Regions from separate parts of the Homo sapiens genome. Here region 1 is linked to region 2. A link is a loop called in an ENCODE intact Hi-C map of the cell type or tissue named here. Cell type or tissue: HCT116. All regions are shown on one strand. Links, peaks and the distances in the headings refer to the core of each region. The heading gives the core; the rest is flanking DNA. Region 1 overlaps SAP30L (SAP30 like). Region 2 holds the start of LOC107986464 (a long non-coding RNA gene).

Evidence for each region. Peaks named below come from ENCODE experiments on the same cell type or tissue, not always from the same donor. Only the 100,000 strongest peaks of a DNase experiment are listed, where the experiment ranks them.
Region 1: a loop joins it to region 2, with 5 times the contacts of the local background. A loop is called at or near these places in 12 of 110 quality-filtered maps.

The regions. Positions count from the first base shown.
Region 1 is chr5:154,457,718-154,466,049 of GRCh38, reverse strand. SAP30L (SAP30 like) reads right to left here. Exons shown (of 4, transcript NM_024632.6): 4 at 4,997-8,332. Among named protein-coding and RNA genes, the nearest start is that of SAP30L, 16 kb to the right of the region's middle. In HCT116, for the core only: a CTCF peak has its summit at 4,339 (motif pointing right); a DNase peak (open chromatin) is centred at 719.
Region 2 is chr5:153,969,680-153,978,011 of GRCh38, reverse strand. It overlaps LOC107986464 (a long non-coding RNA gene), which reads left to right and starts at 4,049. Exons shown (of 3, transcript XR_001742937.1): 1 at 4,049-4,171. It overlaps LOC107983980 (a long non-coding RNA gene), which reads left to right and starts at 823. Exons shown (of 3, transcript XR_001742534.1): 1 at 823-957; 2 at 1,656-1,749; 3 at 2,119-3,978. In HCT116, for the core only: a CTCF peak has its summit at 3,436 (motif pointing left); a DNase peak (open chromatin) is centred at 3,451; H3K27me3 peaks cover 268 bases.

The sequences.
Region 1 (8,332 bases), core at 228-8,227, 490 kb before region 2:
TGATTTACCTATAAATATGGTCATAGCAGGGTTGGGCATGGTAGCTCACGCCTATAATCCCAGCACTTTGGGAGGACAAGGCTGGCAGATTGCTTGAGCTCAGGAGTTCGAGACCAGCCTGGGTAACAACATGGCAAAACCCCATCTCTACAAAAAATACCAAAAAAATCAGCCAGGCATGGTGGTGGTGCACGCCTGTAGTCCCAGCTACTTGGGGGACTGAGGCAGGAGGATCACTTCAGCCTGGGAGGTTGAGGCCACAGTGAGCCAAGATCGCACCACTGTACTCCAATCACCTGGTGACAAAGTGAGACCCTGTCTCAAAGAAAAAAAATTATATATGGTCATAGTTACAGATATGTGTGTATAAATATACATGTATACTATGTATATAAACATATATCTATACAGATACATATTCCATATAGTTGTATATAGATACTCTGTATACATATGTTTACATATATAGTATTTCTAAGCTGATATGCATATCTTTCTATGTCATTAAACATTATTTTACAATTATGACATATGTATAATGCTTTCAAGACCAGTCTCCTAGTATTTGATATATAGGCTGTTTCCAGTTCTTCACTGTTCTAAACAATGCTCTTGCGAAATATTATCTTACTCAAGTATTAGGCAGCATGACATAGTGGACGCTGGAACCTGTGTGACTCATCCCCACCGTTTCCTGGTGACCTTGGGCAAGCCACTTCACCCTTCTAAACGATTTTTTCATCTATAAAATGGGGATAATAATAATACTCATCTCATAGGGTTATCAAGGCATGTACAGTGCTTACTTACCATTGGGACTGTCACATTGTAAGTGCTCAGTGAAAAAACAGTACCAATTCGGGAGGCGGAAGATGAAGATTTTCTCTGTCTTCTCCACTACCAGTGTGACTTTGTATATCACTGTTTCATAGCGTGACAAAAACTCACAGAAGTGATGGATGACAGCGCTGTACAACACTTTAAGTGCTGCTCAAATTTAAGGTTGTATTATTGTTGTTGCTTTTACTTCTCTTACTACTTTCTATATGTTTCGGGAATATGTAAAGTAAACTATGCAAGCAGGTAGTAAGTGCTTTGAAGGCACTTAAAAATGCTTTGCTATTTTACAGTTACGGTGAAAATGATTTGTGTTCATTATAACCAGTTTAGATGATACCAAGAAAGCACAAAGAAGAGAGTCAAATTTACTCCAAAATCACCAACCAGGACTAACCATGGTTGCCATATCAGTTGTGGTCTTTCTTAACTGGCTACCCTTGTGGTGCCCAGGGCAGAACAGGGCAGGCTTCAGCTGTTTAATAAATGTCTGTTGACCTCAACCAGATCGACTGTTAACAGCAGCATGCTCCAGTTCTCTCCCTCTCAGCCAACCTCTGACAGTTTCATTAACCCCATTAAATCATGCAGGTGCCTTTACACCTCCTGGGCTTGTTAATCTCTGTTCAGCTCTGGTAAGTTAAAACCTGGCTAGAAGGTTGGATGTACCTTGTTAACCTCCATTAAACCCTATTAAATTTCTTAACTAGAGTCCTAGTGACTTCTCAAAATCCCTCATTAAAGTTTAGTAAATCCAGTTGATTGGGACAAGGGTAACTGTTGTAGCTGCGCTGCTTCAGAGCTTGGCATTCTGAGTTCTTGGACGGTGGGGTTGACAGCAGTATCCCTAGAGCGAGGCAAGCCTTGGGGATCCATCCTGGGAGTGCCTTTACCTCTTTGGCTCTCATTGTTACTGGGGCAAGTTCCTCAGCTTTTCTGAGACTGTATTTACATCTCTATAAATTGGAGTTAATAATAGTTCCTACTTTGTATGATTGTAGTGAGATTAAATGAATTAATGCACATAAAACTATTAGCCATTGTCTGGCATGGACTCTGTACTTGATAGCTATTATTATTCCTGAATATAGAAGATCTTTGTAGACAAAAAACTGTTGAGTACACAGAAGACTCAGTCCCAGTACTAAATAAATATAGTGTCCTCCTCTGTGTCAGGTCTTGGGCTGGAATGGTGGGTTATTTTCATTCTGGTTTTCTGCAGACTGAAGATCATCCATTTGAATGACAACAGTGTCAGCCACTCTGTTTGCTCAGACTCTGCCACTTCTGAGCTGTTTGATGCTGAACGTAACATAGTTATAATACTTTCTTGACCAGGGCCTTAGGGGATTGGACTCAGTGGTTCCTAAACCTGGATGTGCAGATAAATTTCTGAAAGGATTTTTTTTTTTTTTGAGATAAGAATCTTGCTCTGTCGCCCAGGCTGGAAGTGCAGTGGTGCAATCTTGGCTTACTGCAACCTCCGCCTCCTGGGTTCAAGCGATTCTCCTGTCTTAGCCTCCCTAGTAGCTGGGATTACAGGCATGTGCCACCATGCCCAGCTAAATGTTTTTGTATGGTAGAGGCAAGGTTTCGCCATGTTGGCCAGGCTGGTCTCGAACTCTTGACCTCGAGTGATCCACCCACCTCGGCCTCCCAAATTGCTGCGATTATAGCATCCGAGAGGATTTTATAAAACGCGCCCAGCATCCGAGAGGATTTTATAAAAACATAGTTTCCTGGGCTTCACTTGAGAAAATTCTCATGAAAGAGAGCTCAAGGGGAACTTTTAACTAGTATTTGAACAGGTGATACTGAAGCTGTTCATCTCTGTGCTGGGATTGGGAAACCTCTGGACCAGATTGGTGCTTCTCAACTTTATTGAGCTTAAGTCTTACCTGGAGAAATTTTAAAAATCATTATTACTGGGACTTAGACCCTGAGCTTTTCATTCTGAGGATCTGGAATGGGGGCCCAGGAATTGGCATTGCAACAGAGTGCTTAGGGGATTCTGATGGGGGTAAGGGGTGGCAAGTGCCACACTTTTTTTCTTTTTGAGATGGAGTCTTGCTCTGTCGCCAGGCTGAGTGCAGTGGCACGATCTTGGTTCACTGCAACCTCCGCCGGGTTCAAGCGATTCTCCTGCCTCAGCCTCCTGAGTAGCTGGGACTACAGGTGCGTGTTACCATGCCCAGCTAATTTTTGTATTTTTAGTAGAGACAGGGTTTCACCATGTTGGCCAGGATGGTCTTGATCTCTTGACCTTGTGATCCGCCCGCCTCGGCCTCCCAAAGTGCTGGGATTAAAACACCGGACCTCAGATGATCTGATATTCGATGTCCTAAAGCTCTATTTTGAAAAGAAAATAAAAGGGTGTTGGGTTCCTCGTGAAACTTCTGTTCTAATAGCATATTAACATGTGGGTTCATCTCCATCTTTCCATTAAATTGATATCTGTGGATCATCAAGGGATGTTTACTGCAGCAGGGGGTCAGCCAGTTTTCAAAGTGTGGGGACAAAGCACCCCTTTGCCATTCAGTGTGTGAGGACAGCAGGCAGGCCCCCATGGTTAGACACAGTATAAAAGAATGGGAGAGGCCGAGTGCGGTGGCTCACGCCTGTAATCCTAGCACTTTGGGAGGCCAAGACGGGTGGATCACGAGGTCAGGAGATCGAGACCATCCTGGCTAACACGGTGAAACCCCGTCTCTACTAAAAATACAAAAAATTAGCAGTGGTGGGCGCCTGTAGTCCCAGCTACTCAGGAGGCTGAGGCAGGAGAATGGCATGAACCCGGGAGGCGGAGCTTGCAGTGAGCCGAGACTGCGCCACTGCACTCCAGCCTAGGTGAAAAAGTGAGACTCCGTCTCAAAAAAAAAAAAAAAAAAGAAAAAAAAGAATGGGAGGATGGCAGAGGAGGGGAAGCAACTACTTATGCTAAGAAACACAGTATGAAAACTGGAACTTCCTTTGCTTTCTAAAGCAACTCAGGGACCCTGTAAATGATGGTGTCCTTCAGCAACAATCCATCACTAATTCTGTGAGCTCCTTGGTGAGAGCCAGGACTTCCTGTCCTCTCAAATATCTCATGAAAAGCCACCCTCCACACTCCTTACAGGGGAGTGGAATGGGAGAGGAGAAGGATGTGGGAAGGAAAGGATCTGCACTTTTAAAATTTCTGTAAGGCTTAAAATTTTAGAGCTAAGATGTATTACTTCTATGTAACTAATATGATAAAGACAAATATTTATTGCACTTCTCCCTTTTCATTCTGCTGAGGACAAAGCTGTGGTAAAGTGGCACTAGAGACAGGCTTGAAGTGGGAGACCTGAACTTGAGGCTTGCCTTTCTCTTCTCTAGCACTGTGAGGACAGGCGAGAGGCGTCATCCGGTAGCCTCAGGGACCTCCACCAGGAACGTGCAGTCATACTGCCCTGGCTTCTCAAGCTGTAGTATCCCTAGGGAATTTGCTACTATGCAGATTCTGATTCAGTAGACGGCCAGCAGGAGGGGCTGGGAGATTCTGCATTTCCAACAAGTGCCCAGATGATGGACCAACTTTAAATAGCAAGACTCTACTGTAGGTGAAGAAACTCCAGGTCACACGCTGTTAAAAATGTCTTTGAGACATTTAAACATTGGGATGTTTACATGAAGATCTGAATTTCCAGCTTCTCCAGTCAAATTGCAAGACCCGGTCACACAGGGCTGGTGTGCCCATAAGGCTACAGTAGCGGGGAGCTGAGTAGTGGCTGCCCTTAGAAGGGACCTGAGTTTTCCAGTTTGCAGCTCACCCTCTGCAGATATTTCAATGTGCAATCAATCCTCCATACAGTTTATTTAGATGGAGAACTGAAGACCCAGAGAGAGAACTCTATTTGCCCAGTGCATCCAGTACACTACATGGAAGTTGAGCTCCAGACTCAGGCTGTTGGACCCAGTCAGTCTCTTTCCAGGTGAGTGAATGGGATAGCAGTACTGGAACTTGGGCCTAACCTTCTGGGATCTAAACTCAGTGTGCACTGGGGATGTAGGTGCTAGTATTTGGAGCTGGGAGGAAAGACCACTGTCATTAATCACTGTAATACACTGCCAGGGGCCAAATGTGGAAGTGAAAGCATCTGAATTCTATATAAAAATTCAAAGGGAAGACAGAGGGTCTCTTACTCATTCAGATTATTTATTAAGAGCAAAAGTCGGGCCATCCCATCGTGTGATATTGCAACATGAAAAGTCACATACATACTAAGGAGACCCCACAGAATTGAGAGCCTTTCAACAGTACAGAGCCATAGATTACGAAGTTAAAATACAAATGATCCCCCAGATTTGGCAGGAAACAAGTACAATATGAGGAGGCCTGGAATGGAAGGGCACTTACTTTTCAATAAGGCAGTTACAAAATGGGAAAAAAAACCCCCAAAACCTTGTACCCCAAAATATACTCTGATGAGCGTAGCAGACAATAGAAATGTAAAAGAAGGATCCTGTATAACCCTCTGTCATTGGCAAATGTGTGCATTAAGTGAAAGCAACTGAAGGGTTTGTGTTTTAAGATGCAAGCTAGATGAAACAACTGACTGTAGACATTTCTACCTCAAGAACAGTTCATATCTTGCCCTAGGCTGGGTTCTACCTCAAAACACCAGACCCACTTTACCATTTCTAACCATAAACTTGGAAACAGTCTATAATACAATGAAAGGAATAAAAAGGCACCCCTAGAGCACCATGCTTCCCAAGGCATGATCTTGAGCTCATCTGCCCTTCGGTTCGACTGCCCAGCTCAGTAACAGGGACCAGGAGCCAGGGCCAGCTGAATTACACAACCTCAAAGGATCGCCTGGAAGGCAGATATCTGACCAAGAGATCACAGACCAAGCACATTTCATGAGAATTTAAATGCTAGGACAATACTACCTCTCCCAATAGGGCTTTTGAACCCTGGTTTTAAATAACAGGCTAGATCTGTTTTCCCTTACCACTCATTTTGCAAAACTCAACTGGCCTAAACATTTCGCTCAATCTTGAGTTCTGCAGGTTGGTCCCTGAGAGCTAGGTTGGCCTTGGGAATTTCTGCTCAATTTTAAGTTCTCAAGAATCTGAGGGCAGCCGATTTAGACTGAATTAGAGTCATCCTATAGGTCAGAAAGAAAGAATGCTAGACAGGTCAAGAGGGCCAGAGGTTGGTTCTGATAATGCCATATGACCTCAGGCACATCTTTTTGAGTTTTAGTTTCCCCATCTCTAAAAACGGATGATTGGACAACAGCAAGCTTAACAGACTTTCCACCTTGAAAATACGGCACTTCTCTGACGCTTAGACCTTAAGTCCTGAAGCGTTGTTTTCTCAGCAAAAACAGTGCAAAGTCCTTACAGGAATCTAAGGTACAAGCCCTGGGCAACCATGAAAACTTTAAACTTCATGCAAAGCAACGAAGTTATAAATCCTCCAGCTGAACAATTTCCTGATGATGTGAGCATCCGTTTTTGTGGGGCAAGCACAGAACTGAGTCCTCATCTGTCTGAGGTTTAGCAGGCTGCTAACATCTTCTCATCCCCCTCTCCTCTCCCCAAGCTTTGGCAGAAACAAGCCAGCCAGTAGGGTTTTCTCAACATTCTCCAACAAGGAACTGAGTGGACTAATACTCAGGGGTAAGGACAGTGTACCAAAGTGTCCATGTCCTAGCATTGTTTCTTTCCAAAAGGCAAACGCTATGCTTTGGGACAGTGCCAGCAATTAGGTGCTTTGCCAAAAATAACTTGTCCCATGTGGCCCCCATGGGGCAGAGACTAAGATGGAAATTACAGAGAACATAGAAAAGCCAGAGGTTTACAAAGAACAGGCTTCTCCACGAGGTAGTGGGTTCTCTGTCCTCGGAGGTGTTTAAGTCCAGACTGCTCAACCCCTTGGTGGGATGGTTGTAGGCAGAATGTCAGCACCTATGTGGAGACTAGACTGGATGACTTAACAGCCCTTTCCCAACTTTGAGATCCTGTCATTGTAATGACTGAGAGCGCCTTTGGATGACTTCCATGAAGCAACTGCTCTGGGCAACAGCCTCCCTCAATAGGCAAGGCCCCCAGAGTAAGCTCCTTCTTCCATCCTCTCCCTCCCAACAGGCAGTTGCCCTGCAGGATATTAACAAAAAGCTTCCCACAAAATAAAAAGCCTAAACACCAAAATTAGATGCAACACTGCAGCTGCAAACAATTGTTACTATCTGTTCTCTGAAAGGCTAGCAGTGACTATTTAGCTATGACAGGAACATCTAAAAACTTGGCAGCTGTAACATGTAAGTAAAATTCCTCTTCATTTTACAACACCGGTCTTGAATCCTTTGGTTTTTAATCTTTCATGAGATTCAGCTGTGATCTTTTTTTTTATATGCTGTTGCCAACCTAAGAGTTTGTTCCTTGAAGCAAGAAGTTTGTCCATTGGTTTTTAAAACATCTTAAAACAACATGAATGGCAGGATACTGATGTTTCCATGTGAGAACCTTCAGGGCATATCAAAGAACCATACCAGGCTGGAACTGAGGCAGGAACCATACTCTTTAAGAAGACAACGCCAGTTCTGGATTTCAAATTCCAGTTTTGCCCAGAAGCACCAAGAGGAAAGAAGGCAATGCTGCTACGTCACAGGTGGAGAGAAGCGCAAGAGTCCTTGATGGATGGTATAAAAATGGAGCAGCCAAGATGAACATTGCTTTCCCCACACCCCACTGCTCCCTGAAGCCAGACCCCGTTGCTCTGGAGGGCCTGGCCACTTCTCACAGGCAGGAGTCCCTTGCCCACAGATAGAGCCACCAGAAACTGCAGAAGAGGCTAAGGCGAGTGGTTTAGTGGTTTGATGAAAGAACAGATTTCTGGACATAAGAAAAACATAGGTTCAAATAGCTTTGTCTTTTCTCTCACCTGACCTGTTGAAAGGTCAGATTGAAAAGGTTGAAAAGATGCCCACAACCTCCACTTTCCACAAGCACCTCTCCTTAGAGGAAAGACAAGGGACCCAAGTACACACACAGCATCTGGCTGAAGGTAAAACATTTCCCCAGGTTTCGCTTTGGAATAAAGATTCTTTCAGACACAATTGAACAGATGGATCCTACCATCATATATTCTTGTGCAGAAGCTATTGTCTCTCTCAACTGGGAAAACAGATTTGCTGCTAAAGAAATAGTGATGTGACCTACACGCCCACAATTCTGGTTTACGTATCAGAAAAATACACTTTTTTACTCATTAAGATATGGACATTTCCATGGAGCAAGTTAACAATGCCTTAACCTGCAGGCCCCATCTGCCCCTCAGCCTTCTTGATGCCTGTATCAACATCCTTCAGCTGTAAGCAGGGAGAGAATCTCTAAACACATAGTGAATGTGAATGACTGAAAACACTCACAGAGCACTGGACATGCCATCCACAGCCAGGAGGCATACCAAAATAGGATGCCCTCACAGTCCAGAGTATATTCTATATACAACCATTTA
Region 2 (8,332 bases), core at 29-8,028:
CCCTTATATAACTGTTCTTCCAGTCCTCACCATCTGCAGTCCCATTTTTAATGCCCTGTGCTCTCTGCTCTGGGCAAGTTTTCTGTTGAAGGTGGCAGCGGGGAGGTGTCGGCATTCTTAGGAAAGAATAAAACAATCCAGGCTGAGAAGGAACACACTTGCTCATCCAGCACAGCTGTGCTTGTGGAGTTCAGGGCTGGGTGGATTTATGAAGAATAGAGGTGTAGACTCTAGATGGTTGTCATCCCTCCTCTGAAACAAGGTATCAGGGCTGTGGGTCCCCGGAACCTGTGCTCCCCGGGCTGGAGACACCCTCCCTGTGGGGGGGTCTGTGTGCGGAGCACCATGGTGAAGCCTTCCCTATGGAGGGGAGCCCTTCAGGCTTGTGGGCTCTTTGAGGCCAAGGCCTTGATGAGGGAGACATAAGATAGGAGAACAAGGAGGTATATGCAGCTTCAAAGGGGCCTGATTCTGTACCCCACCTTGGGCCTGACCCAACTCTGTCTTTTGTCGGGAGATATCTGAAGAACTCTGTGTGGCCGCTGACTCCCTGTGAGTGCTTGGGAAATTCCTCTAACCCCTATGAGCCTCCATTTCTTCATTTATCAAATGGGCTAACAATGTTTATCTCATAGGGCTGAGTGCTCCTCAGGTAAGATAATGTTCATAAACCAGCTGTCTGTATCAGAATGTCCCAGGAAGATGTCAGCTGCTATTATTCTTTGTTCTCAGGTTGATGTACACAGAAGCAATACATCTCAGTTGAGACGAATTCTGTCCTAAGGTGTGAGTTTCTGTGTTCCTGCTTATATGAGATTGTTTTCTCTGTATCCTAGGCATGTTCTTCAGGGGGCTGTGACTTGGGGTGCAGTGGAAGAAGGGGGCTTATCAGCAGGAAACTATCTCCAGAGTTGCCAGAAATCTGGATTAGGATCTACAGAAAATGTTGTCTGTCAGGTAGTCTGGAACTACAGATAAACAATACTGGGGTCAGAGGCCATGCGAACTATGAGCAGAAATAAATGGCCACTGGGGAACTTACATCTGTAAATTGTTGAATTTCAGATGCACTAGCTCATGCATGTCATATGTACATGCATCATCTGGTTACGCTTGTGTCATTACATTATATCAGGTGACCGCATACCCATTCTGATAGCCCACAGGAACCCCAAAGGCTGACCCCAGGCTGTGCAGTGCTTAGCAGGGGCTCCGGGTCTTTCCTGGGGTGTTCTTAACTATAGCACCACCAGTCAATGTTGATGTGTGAGCTGGGATGTTTCCCTCATTCATAGTCCTGCCCTACTTGGCAGGACTGGGAGGAAGGAGTCTGAGGTTCTAGTCCCATGGCAACAGTTTTCTTGTATCATTTTAGAAATGTCTCCCTCCTTCTGTGGACCTCAGTTTCTTCTTCTGTAAAATGGGTTCCTAATCCCTTCCCTGCCCACCTTGGAAAGTGGCAATGAGGCTCTAATTGAATAATATAATAGATGTGAAAGTGTTTTAAGAAAGCTGAAAAAACCTGATACACTTATAAGAGTGAGGAGAGGGAGGATGGGAGGTGGATAAAGAGGAAGCAGATCCTGATCACTGCAGGTTGTGTTGTTAAGCCAGCCTCTCACCTGAATCTGTTTTCTCTCCATCATCCCCTCCAGGGTTTGGCAAAGATGATTACAAGAAGACGCCGCGGAAAGAGAAGGGGAAGCTGCAGAGTAACCTCCGTGAGGAGCAGCAGAGGTGGAGAAGGTGGTGAGTCTCCTGGACCCCTACTGGGTCAGAACAGTCAGGAGGTGAGGCTTATTGGTCATAGCCACCAGCCCGTATGGATGTCTTGCTGGAGTGACTGCGCTGCCCAGGTCGGGCTGATCCTAGTAAGTAGGTGTCCTGGGAAGAGGAGAAGCTGGCTTTGCTCAGGGATAAGAGGACCCAGGAACAGTGCTATTGGCCATCTGAAGTGACTTTGGTGCTTCATGAATAAACCAATCAACATTAAATAGCTATATGGATGGATTCAAAACCCACCTATAGAAATTAACAAGTTGGGCTGAGAGGCCTGGGAAAAGGGACTGTGGCTTCATAGGGCAGTGGTGACTTTATGGCCACTGTTCCTTTCTCCAGAGCTGAGGAACTTGGCTGCTGATTCCGAGCAGAGTTGGGGAAAGAGTTCCCGCTCCATCAAAGAGTCATTTGTCTAAGTCCGGTGTCTAAGAAGTGGTATTCCCAGAAAACATTCTCCTTTCTCTCTGGACATGTATCTTCCAAGGAAACATCTCTTTAACCTGTGTCGTTGCCTTCTGGTTGGAGCAGCTTTGGAGATGTCCTAAGGTAGGAAAAGTTAGTTTTCCCCTTCCACTCCCACAGATTTTCTCTGGTTGCTTCTTTCTCCTCTATCCTCTCCTTTCAGCTCCTCAATGCCTGGGGCCCTCTCCCTCCTTCTACCTTTATCACGCTCTCTGGAAAGTATCTGATAGCAGCTGTTTATATTTTAGGGTGAATTAGGTTAAGGCCGTAGGCTTCTAAAAGCTACTGTCGGAATTTGGACTAAAGTATCTGTTTCCCCAGTGCCATGTTTCCTTCACTGTCCCAGGTCATACTTCTCTGTCATTGCTTCTCAGCGTAGCTCCCTATAATAACTTGTTTTCCTGTTTAGTGCCCTGTGCATGTTCCATACCTAGCTGGGTCTGGGGAAGGGGGAGGTCCTCTGAATGCAGTGGGGGCTCCAGATATGGTGGGAGGACCTAGCCTAGCCCCAGGACCCTCATGTGGACATGATGTCTCCCTGGCAGGAGGACAAAGGCAGTGAGACGGACAGCAGCAGCAGTGACAAGGAGCTGGCAGGAGTGCTGGTAAAAGGCATCAGACTGTGGTCTTGGACCCAGTACTCTGAGAGCACACAGGGAAACTGAGTCCTGGAGGGTGAAGGAACTTGCCAGAGGTCATGTCAGGAGTCATAGGAGAGCTGGGTTGGGCCCCAGAGCTGCTAAATCCCAGGGCAGAAGTGAACTGAGTGGTGAGGCATAGGACAAGCTCTGGCCAAAGGGCTGATGTCACCCCAGGGTGGGTGGAGAGAGTGCTCAGTGTCACACAGGGAATCAGAGCAGGGTCAGACTCAGACCAGGGTCCCTTGACTCCCAGCACAGTGCTCCTTCCACTGCCCTAAGCAGCCTGAGTTTTCTGACCTTGAGTCTGGAACCTCTGTCTAGAAGAAAACTTTGGGTCTCTCTAGAGAACCACCTATACCTTTGAAACAGACACTGTAGAATTACGTGTGGGACCGCAGAGATTGGCGTGGTTCCCAGCCCTGCCCCTGAGCAGATGGGGGACCTTGAGTACATCTCTTACTGCCTTTGTGGCTTTAGTTTCTGCTCTGTAGCCCTAGAATTAAAAATTCGACAAATAAAACTGTTTCGGATTCCAGGGCATTTGGCTCCATCTTCTGGTCAGTTTTTGTCACTGTAGCTTTTTGCAGCATTGCCTGCCATCCAGTGTGACCTGAGAATTTTGAGGCTTCTAGGAAACTTTCTGGCTGTGGTGGGTGGGAAGTGGAATAGGACAGCAACAGAGTTATCCTAAAAGTCTAGGGAATTTCTGTGGTCTTTGGGTCATATTGGCGCATGTTATTCAGCCTTCTGCTGATAGTGGCTCGGTAGAGAGTCAGGGAGGCAGCCAGTGATGGACAAGCCCAAGTGTTAGAGGAGGAAGGTACATTGGAGAACAGTGAATGTAACCTCCTCAATGTACAGGTGCAGAAACTGAGGCAACCTTCACCTGTGGAGAAGTAGAGTCTTGCTTCAGGTCACACATGTAGGTTCCAGGTTTCCTGACACCCAAATCCATACTGTCCCCCACTCTGTCTTGCTGCCTCCTCTTTCTCCCAGCTTTCTATCCCAGCTGATTACCTCTTCCCCTTGCTTCTGAGACAGGGCCATCAGCCTAACAAGCACACTGCTCCATCCACTTGCTACCACAACAACCCACTCCCTCCTGGTCCCAGCTCCAGCCCTCATGAGGTGGAGTGCTCCCCTCCCACCCGCCCATCTCTCCAAGCCACAGCTTTCCTGGAGGAAATGGAATGAGGACATGGAAGGAAGAGGGAGGCAGAGGCCTACATTCTCCTCCAGCTCTGCCCTTTTTCCAGCCCAGCCTCTTGGATCCTCAGTCTTTCCATCAGGTACACAATCAGCTCCATGAGATTACTGAGATTAAATGGATGGTTGGTGTGAAGGTGCTTTGTGAATTCTTGAGTCCCCTGTTAAAATAGAAATTCAGATATGTCTGGGTTCTTCTCAAGCCACATAAAACCCCAGGTGCTGATTGGTACCAACTTAGCCCAGGTGCTATGGATCCTCAGAGGAGGGAGATGCATGGAAGCTGGAGGAATTTGAAGGCTTCAATGAGAGGGTAGTACTTTATTTTTCAGCCCAGAACGTATCTCGGAGGCATTCCCACTGACCCAGAGTCCAGTCTTTAAAAGCTCAGCTGTAATGGAAGAGGCACAGGAGGATTAATTGACTCTTGTATCCTCCCTTCTCTTCTCTGGAGATAAGATGTATGGCCTCTAGTTTATTTATTTATTTATTTATTTATTTTTTAATATGTGTATATTTTTATTATACTTTAAGTTTTAGGGTACATGTGCACAACATGCAGGTTGGTTACATATATATACATGTGCCATGTTGGTGTGCTGCACCCATTAACTCGTCATTTAACATTAGGTATATCTCCTAATGCTATCCCTCCCCCCTCCCTCCACCCCACAACAGGCCCCAATGTGTGATGTTCCCCTTCCTGTGTCCATGTGTTCTCATTGTTCAGTTCCCACCTATGAGTGAGAACATGCGGTGTTTGGTTTTTTGTCCTTGTGATAGTTTGCTGAGAATGATGGTTTCCAGCTTCATCCATGTCCCTACAAAGGACATGAACTCATCTTTTTTTATGGCTGCATAGTATTCCATGGTGTATGTGTGCCACATTAATCCAGTCTATCGTTGTTGGACATTTGGGTTGGTTCCGAGTCTTTGCTATTGTGAATAGTGCCGCAATAAACATACGTGTGCATGTGTCTTTATAGCAGCATGATTTATAATCCTTTGGGTATATACCCAGTAATGGGATGGCTGGGTCAAATGGTATTTCTAGTTCTAGATCCCTGAGGAATCACCACACTGACTTCCACAATGGTTGAACTAGTTTACAGTCCCACCAACAGTGTAAAAGTGTTCCTATTTCTCCACATCCTCTCCAGCACCTGTTGTTTCCTGACTTTTTAATGATTGCCATTCTAACGGGTGTGAGATGGTATCTCATTGTGGTTTTGATTTGCATTTCTCTGATGTGTATGGCCTCTAGTTTAAAGAGTGAAGCCCAGAGAAAGAGGTAGACATTGAAACCTTTCCCCACTTGGATCTTCAGCTCCCAGTGCAGTCTTGTTTCTGTTAGAACTTCAGAGTGCTAGAGAAATAGAGAATGAGAAGGGTAGCCCTGCCTTTCTTGTGTGCCCTCAAAGGCAGGGAGAAGACTGCCCTCCACAGAAAGCCCAGTTCCTAGTAAGGCAGCTCTAATCCTTTGAAAAGTCTCACTCAGCATTTCTCAAGGGTGGTTCTGAGACCCCTTGCACCAGAGTCACTGGGGGTGACTTACTGAATCAGACCGTCTGGGATGGACCTGGGAATCTGCACCTAAAACAGCCTCTGCAGATGAGGCACGTTGAACTTCAGGAACCACAGATCCCCTTCTCTGGCATCTCAGGAATAACAGCCCCTTGCTCTAGAGACAGTTCTTACCAACTCTTGCTTACAGGACATGATTTTCTCTTTTTTAAATGTTCTGCTTCCTTGCCATTTTCCACGTTCTCTGTTTTTCCTAGTCTCTATGTTTTTTTTTTTTTTTTTGAGACAGAGTCTCTCTCTGTCACCCAGGCTGGAGTGCAATGGTGCAATCTCAGTTTACTGCAACCTCCACCTCCCGCGTTCAAGCAATTCTCTTGCCTCAGCCTCCCGAGTAGCTGGGATTACAGGCGCCTGCCACCACGCTTGGCTAATTTTTGTATTTTTAGTAGAGATAGGGTTTTGCCATGTTGGCCAGGCTGGTCTTGAACTCCTGACCTCAGGTGATTTGCCCTCCTTCCTTGGCCTTCCGAAGTGCTGGGATTACAGGCATGAGCTACTGCGCCTGGCCTCTATACCTGTTTTGTAAGTAGAATATCATAGAATTTGGGGGGCTAGAAGTATTTGTAACAGGGTACCTTATCCAATTCCTCATTTTCTAGCTGGAATATTTTAGACACAGCAGGGTAGTTCCTGGCCTCAGACCACACAGTGCTAATAGGAGACCCAATCACCTGACTTCGAATTGAGTACTCTTTTCACCATGCAGTTCTGTCCTGCTGTAGGAGCCACACTTTAGGGTGAGTGTCCATCCCAGACCCCTTCTTAGATGAAGGAATGGACCCCTGAAGCTATCTTGGTGACTCTCCTTGGCTGAAACTGTTAGACCAGGAATGGTCATCTTGAAAGGGAGTTATCACTGGGCGTTGGAACTAAGAGGTCAAGTAGACTCCAGGGTTGAGGTGGTAATTTTCTTTCTCTCACCACCTCGAGGGTTGAGGTGGTGACAGAAAGGGTGAGGATGGAGAGAGGAGATGGGGAGAGACAGGGAGAAAATCACATACATTCAACAGGGAGAAAGACACAGAGACACACACACAGAGACAGGGAAACAGAGAGAAAGACACCGAGCGAGACACACAGAAACACAGATACACACACACAAGAGAGGAGGAAGAGAGAGACACACAGGAAGCAAGAGACTGAGTAAAGATGGGGGGAGGAGGCAAAAAGGGAAAACACATTCACAAAGAGATGGAGAGAGACAAAGAAATATAAGCTCAGACACACAGGGAGAGAGAGACTGGAATAGAGAATCCAGATTGATTCAGAGAGAAAGAGATAATGAAAGAGAAAAAGTCAGAGAGACAGAGACAGAGCGCCTGCCCTGGCACTAGGTGTTTTTCCAGTTTTTCCCAAGGCCCAGCTGACCTTCTTGCTTTTGCCTTCTCCAAGACACCCCCAAATCTTCCCAAGAAACTCTGACTCTTGAACGGGCCTCAGTAGGTTTCTTTTTCTTGCAAAGACATGGTTCTCAACCAACCCAGCCTTGGAGGGACTTTGAGGAGGGGCCCTCACAGATACAGCAGGGAAGCAAATGTTGCAAGCTGGGGAAGCAAATGCTCCATTCTGCTCAACAGATCGTCTGTCACTTCTCGTTATCTCCAGGACCTGGAGATGACTCTATTCCTCAGCCAAACATCAACAAAGCCGCCAACTCCCAGTGGTTGGTTTGGTGTCTTGTCAACAGCAATCTTCTTGGAACAAACTCTCTGCTCACATGGAGCAGAGTTAATTAGGCTTGGGCTGTGCTCATTGGCACCTGCAGGCCTTTGCTGACTGATGCTTTTCCTGCCCTAGGACTGCACTTACTTTCCTCTCTGCTCATGCTTGACCCAGCTAACCTTCCCACTCCCAGTGAACCTGAGGCACACACGAGTCCTTCCCTTTGTAAACTTTCCTAGTGCCTACTGTCTCTCTTCTGTCCTTTGTCCATTTTGCTCCACAATTATGTACATAAAGGACTGTATTACTAAGTCATGAGATCCTCAAGTTACCATGTGCGTGGAAAAATCACTAAATTCACATCTTTTCAGATAATAAAGGCCATTAACAATATGGAAGTTTATTTGGATGCTATGAATCTTTCAGGTGCTGGTCTAAGCACTTGTTACTTAGTAATTCATTTGATCCGTTCACAGAACAGGGACCTAGGGCCCAGAAAAGTTAAGAAACTTGCTGAAGGTTAGATCTTCAGTAAATGACAGAGGACAAAGATTTCACGGCCCTGTTCTTCTGCCTTCCCATGTCGCTGGCCAGAGCCTCAAAATCTGCCATTGTAATTTTGTCCTTTTACTTTAAGGCTGTAATTCCTATAAAGTATAGGTTTATTTTTATTTCATTATTTATTTATTTATTTTTTCTGGCAGAAGGATAGCTGAGGAAAAGAAGGAAGGGAAGGCTTCCCAGATCATCATAAATTACCTCCTTTAGAGCTAAAATGTCTGAAAAGCCAGCTCCCTCCCATTTTCTGATTGTGACCACTGGAACACTAGTTTCTTGAGATGTTAAATAGGTTTTATTAAAGAAAAATGAAGCTGTCAAGTAAGTGTGAGAAACTCGAAGTTAAACAGTTGCCTTGCACCATGACCTCACAGAGCGTTAAGATGCTGGGGGCACTGGGCCTATAAGAAGGAGAGAATTGTATTCACCACACAAATTTC